Linked DNA regions of Homo sapiens: region 2 is linked to region 1. A link is a contact called in ENCODE Hi-C data. All regions are on one chromosome and are shown on one strand. The core of a region is the stretch at or near the end of the contact, and the rest is flanking DNA. Distances in the headings are between cores, read along the strand shown.

Region 1 (6,470 bases), core at 1,754-4,253:
TCAGTTCCTGAAGAAATGACATAGGAGAGCTATTTAAGGCTTCAAATTCTTGATAATATGAAAAAAAAATAGAATGAGGTTGGGTGTTTCCTGTCTCTGTTTAAGATGAAATCATTGTACGTGTTAGCCAATGACCGTATTTAACGCATTTCCTACGTCCTTGCATTTGTTCACATTTTCTTCTCTTTGAGCTTTACTGCTTGAGTGGTGCCAGTAATGAAGGGGAACACATTTGTCTCTCATAACTGTCAGAGATGACACAAAGAAGCAAAATGAATGTGGGAGGTGCTGTTTTGTTTCTAATTAACAAGGGTTTTCAAGTATTTGTGTAAAGAAAGGGAGTCAACATTCAAAGGGTTTGAATCTATTGCCCTTTTCAATGTTTTCCTTTAAGAAAGAAAAGAGATAAATTTTTTTATAGGGAAATACTGTGTGTGCAATTCAATGGAAATGATAGGGACAGCTAGAAGTGAAAGATGAAAAAAAATTAAATAATCCAAGTACTGTAAAGCAATGCATAGCTGAAGGCACCTTATTACTTTATATTATACCTTCTCATTCTGAATAACTACTGTTATATAATATGAACCATTGATGTTTAATAATAGAAATAACCACAGTCAGATGCCAAATCAAGAAGAAAAGATCTGCACTTTGAAAAAAAAAGAACTCTCTTTATGCATATGCCACATGTAAACGTTCAGGGCTTGAGCTCTGAAAGGAATCCTGTAGTGGGAAGGTATTGAGAAAAGCAGTTCTGAGCAAAAGAAGGGGGGCGGGAGCTAGTTACAAGTCTGGTTCTTGCCCAGTTGAAGTAACTGACACTATGAAAGTCTGTCTAGGCCTAACTCTGTATGTGTGAACACCACCACACACTGACACCTTATCTTGTTGCCTAGTAGCAGCTACAAGAATGAATTCAATGTGTGGTGTGTCCATCCATCAAAAATACCTACTAAAGTGTCTAATGAGAAGAGCGTTCTGGATTATACATCTTAAGGGAATACACACACAAAAAAACTCAGACTTTATGACACACTATTTATCTGGAAAGACAAAAAGCAAAACACAAAAAGAAGAACGCGTCTGTAGTAAAACATAGTGACAAATAGGATATATTAGTATTGCAAAGTGCAATGTATTAACGGAAGTAAAGGACTGCTCAATGATAATGTTCACTGAGCGCCATGAAAAGAAAATGAATATACTCGGGATGAGAATGAGGGTTCAATCATTCATGCCTTCCTCAAAAAGATGAGTTTTTAGCAGAAAATGAATTGATGGAGAGGATCTATGAAAATTCACCAGTGAACGGAACCATATCAGAATGTAGGGATATACAAGGAACAGAAGAATGTGACTGACAGCAATTCAAGGCAATGGGCATTTCTTTGTCTCACCTAACAGGAAGTCTGGAGATCAGCCACTGGTGTTAGGTCTGCAGTCTCAGAGACAAGAGCTGGAAGTTTTATGATTGTCTTGGCTCTCTTTCTTGATCACAAGATGGCTGCTGCAGCTCCAGTCATCATAACTTTGATCACGGTTTTAAAAAAAGAAAAGGAGCAGAGGGGAGTGAACAAAAGGGAGACTAAAGGAAGAAATGGGCCCCCTTTATTAGGAAAAGTGACAACCTTTCTGGAGCTCTGACTAGCTGGCAGAAAGAGATTGGGAAAGACCGAGAGTCTGCCAAGGGACTGTGTCTGCCACACTTGGACAGATGAATGTAAGAAAACACAGGTGATGGTGAGATTAGCTCAAGGGAATGAAACCATCTGGATGGGATTTTGAAAGATTTTTCCAAAGCATACACATGCACACACAAAGCACAAAAGTAAATTGTGGGTAGAAATAATGTCTAGAATATCTTGTTTATAAAAACATTCACACCCTTCAAATAAACTTTCATTCCTTTACGCACTGGAAAATTTCCACTCGTGACAAAAGAGCAGCCATCTGTGAAACAGGACATGGCAGTAATTTGCCACACTGCATACAGGAATTCGCCAGCACAGGTTAAGCATGGAAATAGAAGCCACTTTCACCAGAGCAAAACTACAAAAACGGATTATAAGAACAGATTATATCTGCCTAAAGAATCTCCCACCGATGTTCCACATTTCACCCTATCTCTTTTCTGGTTTGTTATCAAACAAGTGACATCTGTTTTATGTAGTGCCAAGGCACTTTGTCTTGTTTGTGGATGTTTTATTTGTTCACAGGCACACCCTGCTGGACACCCTGGTACCATGTCCCTGGTTCCTTTAATGAAAGGGAAAATGAAGGGGGTTTTCATCCCTGCTTACTTCATGTCAGCGAAGTCTTTGTGCATGGAGTCTTTTGAGCCTCCTGGCAACACTGTGATTTGAAGTGTCACTATCCTGATCTGAAAGGGGAATAGTTTGAGGGTTGGAGAATTCAAGTTAGATGACTGAGAAAGAGTGAGTCCTGGAAGAGCTGTGTGGTATCAAGCCATGCCAGTCAGACTGCAGAGCCGGGGGACGCCACCCTGACTTAAGAATTCTACGTGATGTGCCGAAGACCCCAGCAACTAGCGTAATTGCTGAATTATGTTATAAATTGAATATGTGAATGAAACCAATTCTCTGCTGGCCATGAAAAAAAAAAGAGAGAGAGAGTAATAAGCAATGAAATATTTTCCAGCCTTGAGAATACCAGGTCAATTTGATTCAAGCCATTCTGGTCATCTAAACACTTTTACATGGTTTCACCAAGCTCTAAAACAAACCTAGCTGTGTTGAGATGTCCCTAACTATTTGCAGCACTCAAAGACAACATCGTCCTATGGAAAGAGTGAGGGTTTTAAATCAAATCATCCTGTGTACAACTCCTAGTTCTACACATTGCTAGCCAGTGTCCTTGGATGTCTTGCTGGGCCTCCCTTTCCTCTTATTCATAGGAGGGTTAATAACAGCTTCCCTGTAGAGATAAATATGTGAGAAGTACCTCACACAGGGCCTGACATGTGGCTGGCATTCTATGGAGAAGGGCCAACATCAGTGACGTGAGCCCTCTGTTAGCAGCACAATCTCCATGCGATGACACTCCCCTGGCTCAGGACCAGATACTCCCAATGTGACCCCAAAGTGAGCTAAAGAAAACAGAGTCAGCAGAACATTTCCCAGGCTTCTCCCTGCTCCAAACAGGGCAATCCAAGTCTCAGCACTACCTAATAAACAGCACAAACTTATAATAGAGTCAGGAGTGTTTGAGCACATAGGGAATGATGGAAAGACATCATAGATTAGAACTATTAGTGGATCATGCCTATAATCCTTACACTTTAGGAGGCCAAGGTGGGAAGATTGCTTGAGCCCAAGAGTTCCAGACCAGAGTAGGCAAGCTGGCAAGACCCAGACTCTAAAAAAAAAAATTTTCTTTTAATTAGCGAGGCATGGTGGCATGCACCTGTAGTCCTAGCTACCTGGGAGGGTGAAGCAGGGGATTCCTTGAGCCCAGGAGTTCAAGAAGGTAGTGAGATGTGATTGCACCACTGCACTCCAGCCTGGATGACAAAGCAAGATCCCACATCTAAAAAGTAAAAGTTAAAAAAAAATTTTTTTTAAAGAACTGTTTAGAGAATGGAAAGATGAAGGGGAGACACAAAAGAACATAAAAATGGAGTGAAGAGGGAGACATGATGTCAGAAAAAAAAACAGCACACACATATATATATGCGCCAAAAGGATCAAATGTCCCATAATTAAAGGAGATGACCTTGCAAAAAAAATTTTAAAGGCCTTTGAATTTCACAAGACTGTAGTACTCCCAATAGCAGAATGGAGTGGAATTGCCAGATTGACATAAGCCAGATTGAGAATGCCTAGAAGGGTTGAGCAAGGTTTTGGAGGGGTTATTTTAGAACAGTTTCTCCACCTTGGCTCCATTGACATTTTGTGCCAGATAATTGTTGTGGGGGCTGTCCTGTGCGTTGTAGATGTTTAGCCGCATCCCCAACCTCTAACCACTGGATGCCAGTAGCTCCTCCAGTCCCCAAGGCATGACAGTAAAAAAATGTCTCCAGGCATTGCCCAGCATCCTGGAGGGTAGGGGGAAAAGCAGCAATACCACCCTCGGTTGAAAACCACCACTTTAGAATGCAGAGACCTGTCTGTGTTTTAAACCACAAGGAAAGAAATACAGAAATAGTTTCAGTGTCTTGTCACGGCAAACTTTTCTGTTTCATATCAATATAGAGGGAAAAGTGCCAAAATTTCAAATGGTAAACAGAAGAAGAAAAATAGCAATGACTGTCAACTAAGGCGATGGAAATCAGCAGTTCTTTATTCTTGTTCTGTTCTGCAATAGTTCAAGTGAAGATAACTTTGGGAGAAAGTCTTGGACTGTAATTTTGTTTAATTTCAGGGAATGGATGTAGGGTAGGCAAGCATCAAATTTGGGGCTTAGATCAGGATGGTTGGTTCTTGGCTTCACCCAGGAAAGAATTCAAGGGTGAGTGGGAGGTGTTTGATGGCAACTTTTACTGAAGCAGCAGTGTCCAGCAGCAGCAGAGGTACTGCTGCCTGCAGAGTGGGGCTACCGTAGAGGCAGTGTGCCCAGAGTGGCGGCTCAGAGGCAGTTCTGCAATCATATTTATACCTACTTGTAATTACATGTAAATTAAAGGGTGGATTATACAGAAATTTCTAGCTAGGAAAAGGCGGGTAACTTCCAGGTTGTTAGGTTGTTGCCATGGAAAGGGGCTGTAACTTCTGGGTGTTGCCATGGCAATGGTAAACTGACGTGGCACACTGGTGGGTGTGTCTTATGGAAAGCTGCCTCCACCCCATCCCTATTTTAGCTAGTTCTCAATTTTTTCCAGTGTCCAAGCCCCGCCTCTTGAGTCAAGTCCTGCCTTCTAGGACCAAATTAAGAATATACATTCTCTATACAATAAAAAAATTCTAATAATTTGAGAACAAATGTCCAGCCAAGAGTTTTGAAAGAAATCAAATGCTTTACAGTACTCTAACTGTATAGATAGAAAGAAGAAATGAATACGACAAGAAATTTTTATAGCTTTGGCTTGTCTTTTGGCTTTTTTAGACATGATGCATTTGGAGTCTTTCAGTTGTTCCGACCTCCCAGCTTTCTTTCGAATTGAAAGCTTTAGTATTCAATCATGAAATACTGTACCCCAGCTGCTCCTATTTTTAAACAGATTCTGCAGAGTTGATATTAGTATAGTTTAATGTTTTAGGCAGAAGTTCAAGAAAGAAAGAATTCAATCCCATATATTTACTTAGTCACATATTAAAAGAAATATAATTTAAAATAAACATCTGCTTTCCAGTCATAGCATAACAGAAGGCAAAGAAAATTGGGTGTGAGCAGCGACATACACTCATGTGTATATGTAATTAAACCTTTAAAAAAAAAAGCTGATGAATTTTTTTCACACCAGTCCAAGAATAAATAATACCTAAGTTAAAGTCAGGTCTTATAAAAGTGCTTTCTTAAATATAATGGGCTAATTCAGAAGGACATGCCTGTTAAGGTCTCTCAGTTTAGAAAGAGCTGTCTGTGCCAGGTACAGTGGCTCATGCCTGTAATCCCAGCACTCTGGGAGGCCGAGGTGGGAGGATCACCTGAGGTCAGGAGTTTGAGGCCAGCCTGGCCAACATGGTGAAACCCCACCTCTAGAAAAATACAAAAATTAGCCGGGCATGATGGTGCATGCCTGTAATCCCAGCTACTCAGGAGGCTGAGGCAGGAGAATTGCTTGAACCCTGGAGGCAGAGGTTGCAGCGAGCCAAGATCGTGCCATTACACCACAGTGTGGGCAACAGAGCGAGACTCCATCTCAAACAAAAAAAAAGAAAGAAAGAAAGAAAGAGCTCTCTGTGATAGATGTAGGTGACACTGCTGGAAAGCAAAACAACTGGTCAGTTCTGAGGGGCGGAAATTCAATAAAATGGATTTTTTGGCATTGTGAACTCACTTCTCTAAGAAAGATGATCACATTTAATTCTCACTTTCCAATTGTTTGCCCTAAATTGCTTTGATAAGAACTTACAGGAAAATACTACAGAGATTGCTGTGGTAATTTATATACACCAAAATATCTAATGCTTATATTTTCTTCTGTTTCTTATAAAATACGTCCCTGAAGAAATAATGGATATTTGAAAAAGTAATTGCTGGATTTTCTGGAAAAGCCCCCAAAGATAAGGAACTTTAATTTTAAAAATAGCCATTAGGTTAATATCAGTGAACTCTGGTATAGAGCATGTTCCAAGTGAGGTCATACTCTTGAGTTAATTCTAAAATAAGCTGTTTATTTTTGTTTGTTCCATGACTATAGGTTGTAGCTTCATCTCAGGCCAATCAGATCAAAACTGCAGATGTTGATTCAATAGAGACTACTCTCTAGTGTAAATAGATAAACTCAAACTCATGGCTATTACTGGAAAATAACTCAAAGTATTATTTTTTGGCTGACAGACTCAGCC
Region 2 (6,470 bases), core at 2,035-4,534, 190 kb after region 1:
GATTTGAGGGATTTGCTCTTTAAAACATTAGATGAAAAAAAGACTTACATAGAATTTTGTATTATTATTTCAATTATAAAAGCAATACACAAAATAAGCTGGTATCTTAAATTGAAAAAATAATGAAATAAGATAAATTTGCTATAATCTCACCATCCAAATGTACTAGCAACTATTATCATTTTGATATGTGAATGAGAGAATTAGGGTCAGCCTGTAAAGAGAATTCTACAATCTGACTTTTTGTCCTTAATTTCTATTCTGAGCATTTCACCTTGTCATTAAATAATCTTCAAAGCCATATTTTTAGTTCCCACATGTAATTTCAGCCTGGGCATACACCTGACTTATTTAACAACTTCCTTGTCTTTGCAAATGTACGTTGTCCCCAATTTTTACTTATGATGAATAAGGTTGTAGATTTCTGGTTTTAAAAATGTCAGACTGATCACACACACTTTAGCCTTCTGCTTCCCCAAACCCTGCTAAAATACCAGAAAAGGGGCATTAATCCATAAGGAAAAAAAGATAGTGCAAGAGGAGATCTCAGCAAATTAAAGATTTCAGTGTATTTTTGGAAGATAAAAATAGAAGAGACCTCAGCAAGTTAGAGATTTTAATACATTTTTTGGAAGACAAAGAATAGAGAGGAGTAACTGACTCAGTAGAAGAAGGCTGCAGAGGGGTGCCAATGGGAAGCCAACAAATTGGTACTAATGAACACTGAGACGCACAGCTCTTTAAAATATTTTGCAATCTCTTTCCTATAAACAACACTTCTAAATATCTCTCTGCAATACCTAGTTAGGAGTGACAATGCGTTTCTAACCTTGATCAAATTATAAATCCATAAGCTCTCACAGGGCCATGTGTGAAAGGGACTGAGTGAAGTAGTCAGAAGAAGGAAGACAGTTGTTGGTCACTGGTGATTTGGGGAGGACGTTTATTTATAGTGCACAGTTGAAAACAGGGAGTAGGTGCATCTTGCACTTTCATCTTCACCCACTCCTTATCCTTCACTGTGCAATTTCTGATGAGTTCTCACTTTGATTTATAAAGCCACAATGTGCCTTTTCAGAATAAACACATATTCCAGTCTATAACTCTCTGGAATTTCATTCACTAGACCCCAGCTGTAAGCCCATTGACCTTTTTCTTGTGTGCAATGTAGATTCTATATATCTCGTGTTATTCTGTGCATATATTGAAAATGTTTGAACATATAATTTATTAAGTCATGGCAGGAACTATAAGTCTTTTTATATGACTTCCAAAGTAGCCCACCTTATACCAGCAAGTTTAATAAAAACTTCTGATGGACAAAATAAGTAGCTCTTATTATATTCAAATATGGGTGCTTTGTTTTTTTGACACTTTTCCCTGGTGTAGGTAACACCAGACTTGAAGACTTCTTACCTCCATGCTATCATAGCTCTTCTATTACTGCATTTATCACTTCACATTATAACAGTTCACAGAACTGTCTCATACACTATCCTGTGAGATCGCTGGGGTCAGAAACCATATTTGTATTCCTTCAATACACATTTTTTGCACCTGCTACATATCACACAGTGTAATAGGAATAAGAAATACAATGATGAACAAGATAAAGTAAACATGGCTTATTTAGGCAAATGCAATGTGGTCTGAGCCCCAGCCTCATGTATTAGTTAGCTGTTGCCACAGTAATGCTATATAACCATCCCAAATGTCAGTGGCTTACAAGCATTCATTCTCATGCCCATGGGTCTGCAGGTTCTCTATACTTTGCTTGATCTTGGCTAGGCTCCAGTGGGAGGTTCTACTTCAGACTGAAGTTTCTCTGGGCATAGTTCCTCACTGTGAGTTGGGTTCAGGTCAAAGACACTTGTGTGTTAATTCTGGGGCACAGGCTTCTCAGAGCATGCTCTCTGCCTGGTGGATCGCTAGAGCACAAAATGTCAAATACATTAGAAGCCTCTGCCCCATGATGTCCATTAACTTTCCATTGGCCAAAGCAAGTCCCATGACCAAGCTCAATGTCAATAGTGCAGGAAAGGCCTGTTGTAGGAAAGTACTGCAAAGTCACATGATAAAAGATATAGATGTATAATTCTAATATAGGGTTGGTGTCAAGAATTGCAAAAGATGGGCCAGGCACGGTGGTTGACACCTATAATCCCAGCACTTTGGGAGGCTGAGGTGGGCAGATTGCTTGAGTTCAGAAGTTCAAGACCAGCTTGGGCAACATGCTGAAACCTCATCTCTACTAAAAATACAAAAATTAGCCAAGCACGGTGTGCACGCCTGTGGTCCCAGCTACTCAGGAGGCTCAGAAGGTCAAGGCTGCAGTGAGCCAAGATCATACTACTGCACTTCAGCCTCGGCAACAGTGAGACCCTAAGGAAAAAAAAATTGCAAAAGATGACTCAACCTGCTGCAGTAGACTACCTTTTTTTGGTTACAGAATACAGAGTACATTGTACTCTGTAATGTTCCTCTTTAAATACTCATTGCATTTACAAAGAACTGGCTCAGTATTCACTGCGCTAGTCTTCTGTAAGCTTTATAAACATAGTGATCCTGTATGTTTTATTCACTAATTATTCACCAAGTTATCCTTTACACGTAGCAGATGCTCAATAAATTAATATTGCATTAAATTGAATTGGTAAGTGTTATGACCGGGAAATGCAGAGAGCTAATAGATAATGCAGAATAGAGGTTCTTAGTATCACCTGCTCCTTAGAATCAGCTGGGTCCAGTGTGCTGGCTCTGAAAAAAAAAAAGGAAAAAGAATCACCTGGGGAACTTTCACGACTATCTACGTCTGTGCCTCACCCAGAATAATTAAAGCAGAACTTCCTGGTCTAAATTACCAAAAGTGGAGCCTGGGCCTTGGTGTATTTCAAATGCATACAAGGTGATACTGATGTGCAGCCAGGCATGAGAATCACCGACCTGGGGACAACTTACTCAGATTTGGGAAGACTTCCTGAAGGAAGCAGTAGTTAAGCAGAGGCTACGTGTGAACTGTTAAGTAGATACTGGGCCCAGCAGGGGCTGAGGGTAGGTAGGAGGGGTTTGTAACTGAGGAAGTTGACTGTGCAGATGCACTGAGATAAGAGCGAGCTCCTTGCCCTGATGTCAAGATCACAGTATGCTAAGTGAGGTAGAACCTAATAACTGTTACTCTAGGCAGAATTCTTAGATAAAACGACCAGAAAAGCTTAGGATTTCAAGGGAAAACTTCCCGACCAGGAGGCAGAGGTTTCTCAGGAAAGGCTCTGCCCAGTTTGAGTAACTTCCCTTGGCGGCTTGCCAGGGTGAAGCTTTTGTTCAGCACAGCTTTTGCCCGAGTTTATTTTTGTAGCTGCTTTTGCTATGCTGAACTCTTTCCAGCTATTCTTTGTTTATGTAACTCTCTAGGCCGCCATCTAATTTCTAGGATATGACAATCTTTCCACGTAACATTTTTGTTCATGATGACTGCTGACTTATATTTTAATATTAAGCAGGCAGAGTTTTTTTTTCAAATATCAATATAAGAAATATTTATACCAAAAACATTTCCGCTTTTTAAAAATCTGGTCTTCAAGCTACACTTCATGTAGCTCAATATTCTCCTTCTACAGTTCCATATGAATTCATTTCACATTCTTTTATCAGTAAAAGCTTGTTGTTCTTGTCAAAATGACTTACTTTCTTACATTTGATAATGATAAATATTTATCCATCATGTTTTACTTCTTGTCTTATTTTCCAGGAAACTCAAAGCTAAAATTGCAGAATTCAATATTAGCCCAGGTTGGAGAATGTCATTCTCTTTCCTAAAAGATTTTAATTCTTTTCTTTTGTCTTTTGCAACTCTATGTGTGGCTTCTACAGTAATCTACCTTAAATACTTTTTTGAAGCAAGATTACAGATTACCAGGTAAATTACTCAGGCTTATTAGTTGCTACGGCAAATACCAAGACATATGACTCATTCACTGTCCAGGAATTTTCAATCCACTATATATTCAGAGACAAATTTTCTCTACAAATAAATGTGTTAATGAAAGGCTTACAATTTTTAGGCCTCAAATTATCTCTGCAATAGGCCTAAAACTAAACGTGTGTTTTCTTGTACTCTTAGATGTTATAACTATTTTTTATTAAAATTTCTCCAAGCATGTACTGAATATTCTTTTCTAGAAAGACATATGTACAGATATACACCCATGTACAAAGGTAGACCCAGTTGATATTACCACCGTAACATTGTGAAGGCTGACAAATATGAAATGTTTATTTGTAGCAGTTCCATTTGGAAGGTACATGACACTAACAATAAAATAGTAAATGCATAATTGCTGTCTGATGCCTTTTTGCAGCTTTCCAGAGACAATGGCATCAATTGAAATTAAGTAATTTTGAACCCTCTCATTTTGCAAGAGAGAAGAAAATCTAAGAAAACTGAGTACTGTAAGGAAGATATGAATACAGAATTAAGTAAAACAGGGACTTTCCAAAGATAATTAGGCCATTCCAGATCCCAACATAAGGAGTATCTTCCCATCCACCTCCTTCCAATAAAAATCACAATTTTTAAAAACCCTTTAAAAAGTATTTCTTGCCACAGTTCTACCTTCTGAATCCAATTAGCAATTTTATCACTTCATTTTATTAACATCTATTAATCTTGAAAAACATAGAACTGGCATTCTATCGACCTCTTTCTGGTCTGTATTTATAAGGGAGAAAGCTTCTTACTTCTATTTACTAGCATGAAAGAAAAAGAGATTTAAGGCAAGACACTTTGCATAGAAAACTCATAAACTTCCACCTAAATAAGCAGTTATAGAAGAGCAGATGCATCTAGATTGCATTGGTAAACAGTTCTCTGTTATAGACCAATCAATAAAGTTAATGCTAATTGTAATGTACTTTTGTCAAATTGCACTTCGTCTTAATTTCTGATTTATGGCATTTTCCATATAGTACTTCTGAAAATCTAGAGCTTATTGCAATCAGTCGCTGCTAATGGGAGACTGACAGAAGTGAAATAACATTCTAACCTGAGTATTCAGATATCACGTTCAATATTCCTGTTGATTCAGAAAGAACTAATGTTTACTAAGCCATCCCCCACCTGCCCCAGACTTCCTGTAACAGCATAAAATACCAGTGAGTCAAGACCAACAGGTCTTGACCCCAGCCACATTTATAGAAAATACCAGAAGCACTTGTCTCAAGAGATAATATCCTTTACAACTGCCTATAGAAATATTTACAATGCATTGTGGAGTGCATTGATCATTTTGTTCAATAAATTGTGCATTTATAAAATAGAACAAGAATTAAAATTCAATTTTACTATTACAAGTGAATGGTTCTGTGGTTGTTCCTTATATGTCAGGTCCTAGTCCTTGGGACAATAGAAGAACTATAGGATCTATCCCATGTTGTTCTAAAGAAATTGGAAAGTTTCAGAGCTTCCTGCTTCATCTACAGTAGAAGAATCTTATCCTGCCAGATCCTTCTACTACCCAGTATCATGTCAGACTACTGCAAGGCACCAGCTTGTGCTGGGCAGATTTTTCTTTCTCCAATCTTTTCCTCTCTCTCACTCCCTCTCACACTCTCCCTCTTCTTCCCCCTGATCCTTTCCCACTCCCCTCCCCTTCTTCCTTCCCTCCCTGGCTCCCTTTCTTATTCTATTTATAAACTATCTGGTTCTCATTTACCTCTATAAACATTTTTGCCTAGATAATTCACATCCTTTGGGGGGATTAAAAAAACTTAGCAAAATGCCAGGTTCTGTACTAAGACATTTATAGAGGAGAATCTAATAATTTTCTATAGCTGTTCTTCCCAGCATGGTATGAAAATGCATTCAGTAGTTTAATTTTCTTTTCCTTCTTGTTGCCAGAATTATTTATTGCTGAAAATTGAGGAGTTGTATTATAGTTATTATTTCTTTTGATTGGTTTAAAAATTTAGTTTGATAGAAATCTTAAAGAAAAAAAAAACTCACAAAGTTTAAATGTGGTTTGGAAAGGCAACAGAGGGATTTGAAGAGAACAGATCTGATGAAAAAGAAAAATGTTTTAGCATTTTCAACCATCCAGAGTAGAATCATTGAAAATCAGGAAGTCTCAGAAGGAAACTCAACAAAGTAAAAAGGTTTTATAAAAGAATACATAGCTATTTCGAGAGTTGTGTTGGAAAGGATAAGGTGATATTTTTTATCTGAGGCTATAATGAAAAGACCAGAATTACAGGTGCGATGCCTCTGTGGGAATCAAATTTTTTCCATGACAACAAACGAGATTTCCTTCTTGGCTAAACGCCTTGAAAAGATGTGGAAATACAGAACTGATCATACAGAGTTGATTCCATCACAATTTGTGGAAAAACAATATGTAACAAAGGACCAGTGTTACAATGTTAATTGAAAACAGTCCCCACAAAATAATCTGGATGACTAGAGCTGAAAGTTTCCC

The links. A loop is a pair of places that touch in the nucleus more often than their neighbours do. Pooled maps may share reads with other maps.
Region 2: a map of heart left ventricle shows a loop between it and region 1 (5-fold over the local background). The contact joins two enhancer-like sites. A Hi-C loop is called at or near these places in 2 of 168 maps with a recorded cell type or tissue (endothelial cell of umbilical vein and heart left ventricle) and 1 of 50 pooled maps.

What each region holds. Positions count from the first base shown.
Region 1 is chr13:59,342,493-59,348,962 of GRCh38, forward strand. No RefSeq gene overlaps it. Among named protein-coding and RNA genes, the nearest start is that of DIAPH3-AS1, 670 kb to the right of the region's middle. Within about 2 kb of position 3,004, at least 6 of the 41 ENCODE cell types and tissues checked have a DNase peak (open chromatin) inside an H3K27ac peak, as active enhancers do; they include heart left ventricle, where a contact is called at or near this core.
Region 2 is chr13:59,528,632-59,535,101 of GRCh38, forward strand. It overlaps LOC107984625 (a long non-coding RNA gene), which reads right to left. Exons shown (of 5, transcript XR_001749886.2): 2 at 2,721-2,757. Among named protein-coding and RNA genes, the nearest start is that of DIAPH3-AS1, 480 kb to the right of the region's middle. Within about 2 kb of position 3,285, at least 15 of the 41 ENCODE cell types and tissues checked have a DNase peak (open chromatin) inside an H3K27ac peak, as active enhancers do; they include heart left ventricle, where a contact is called at or near this core.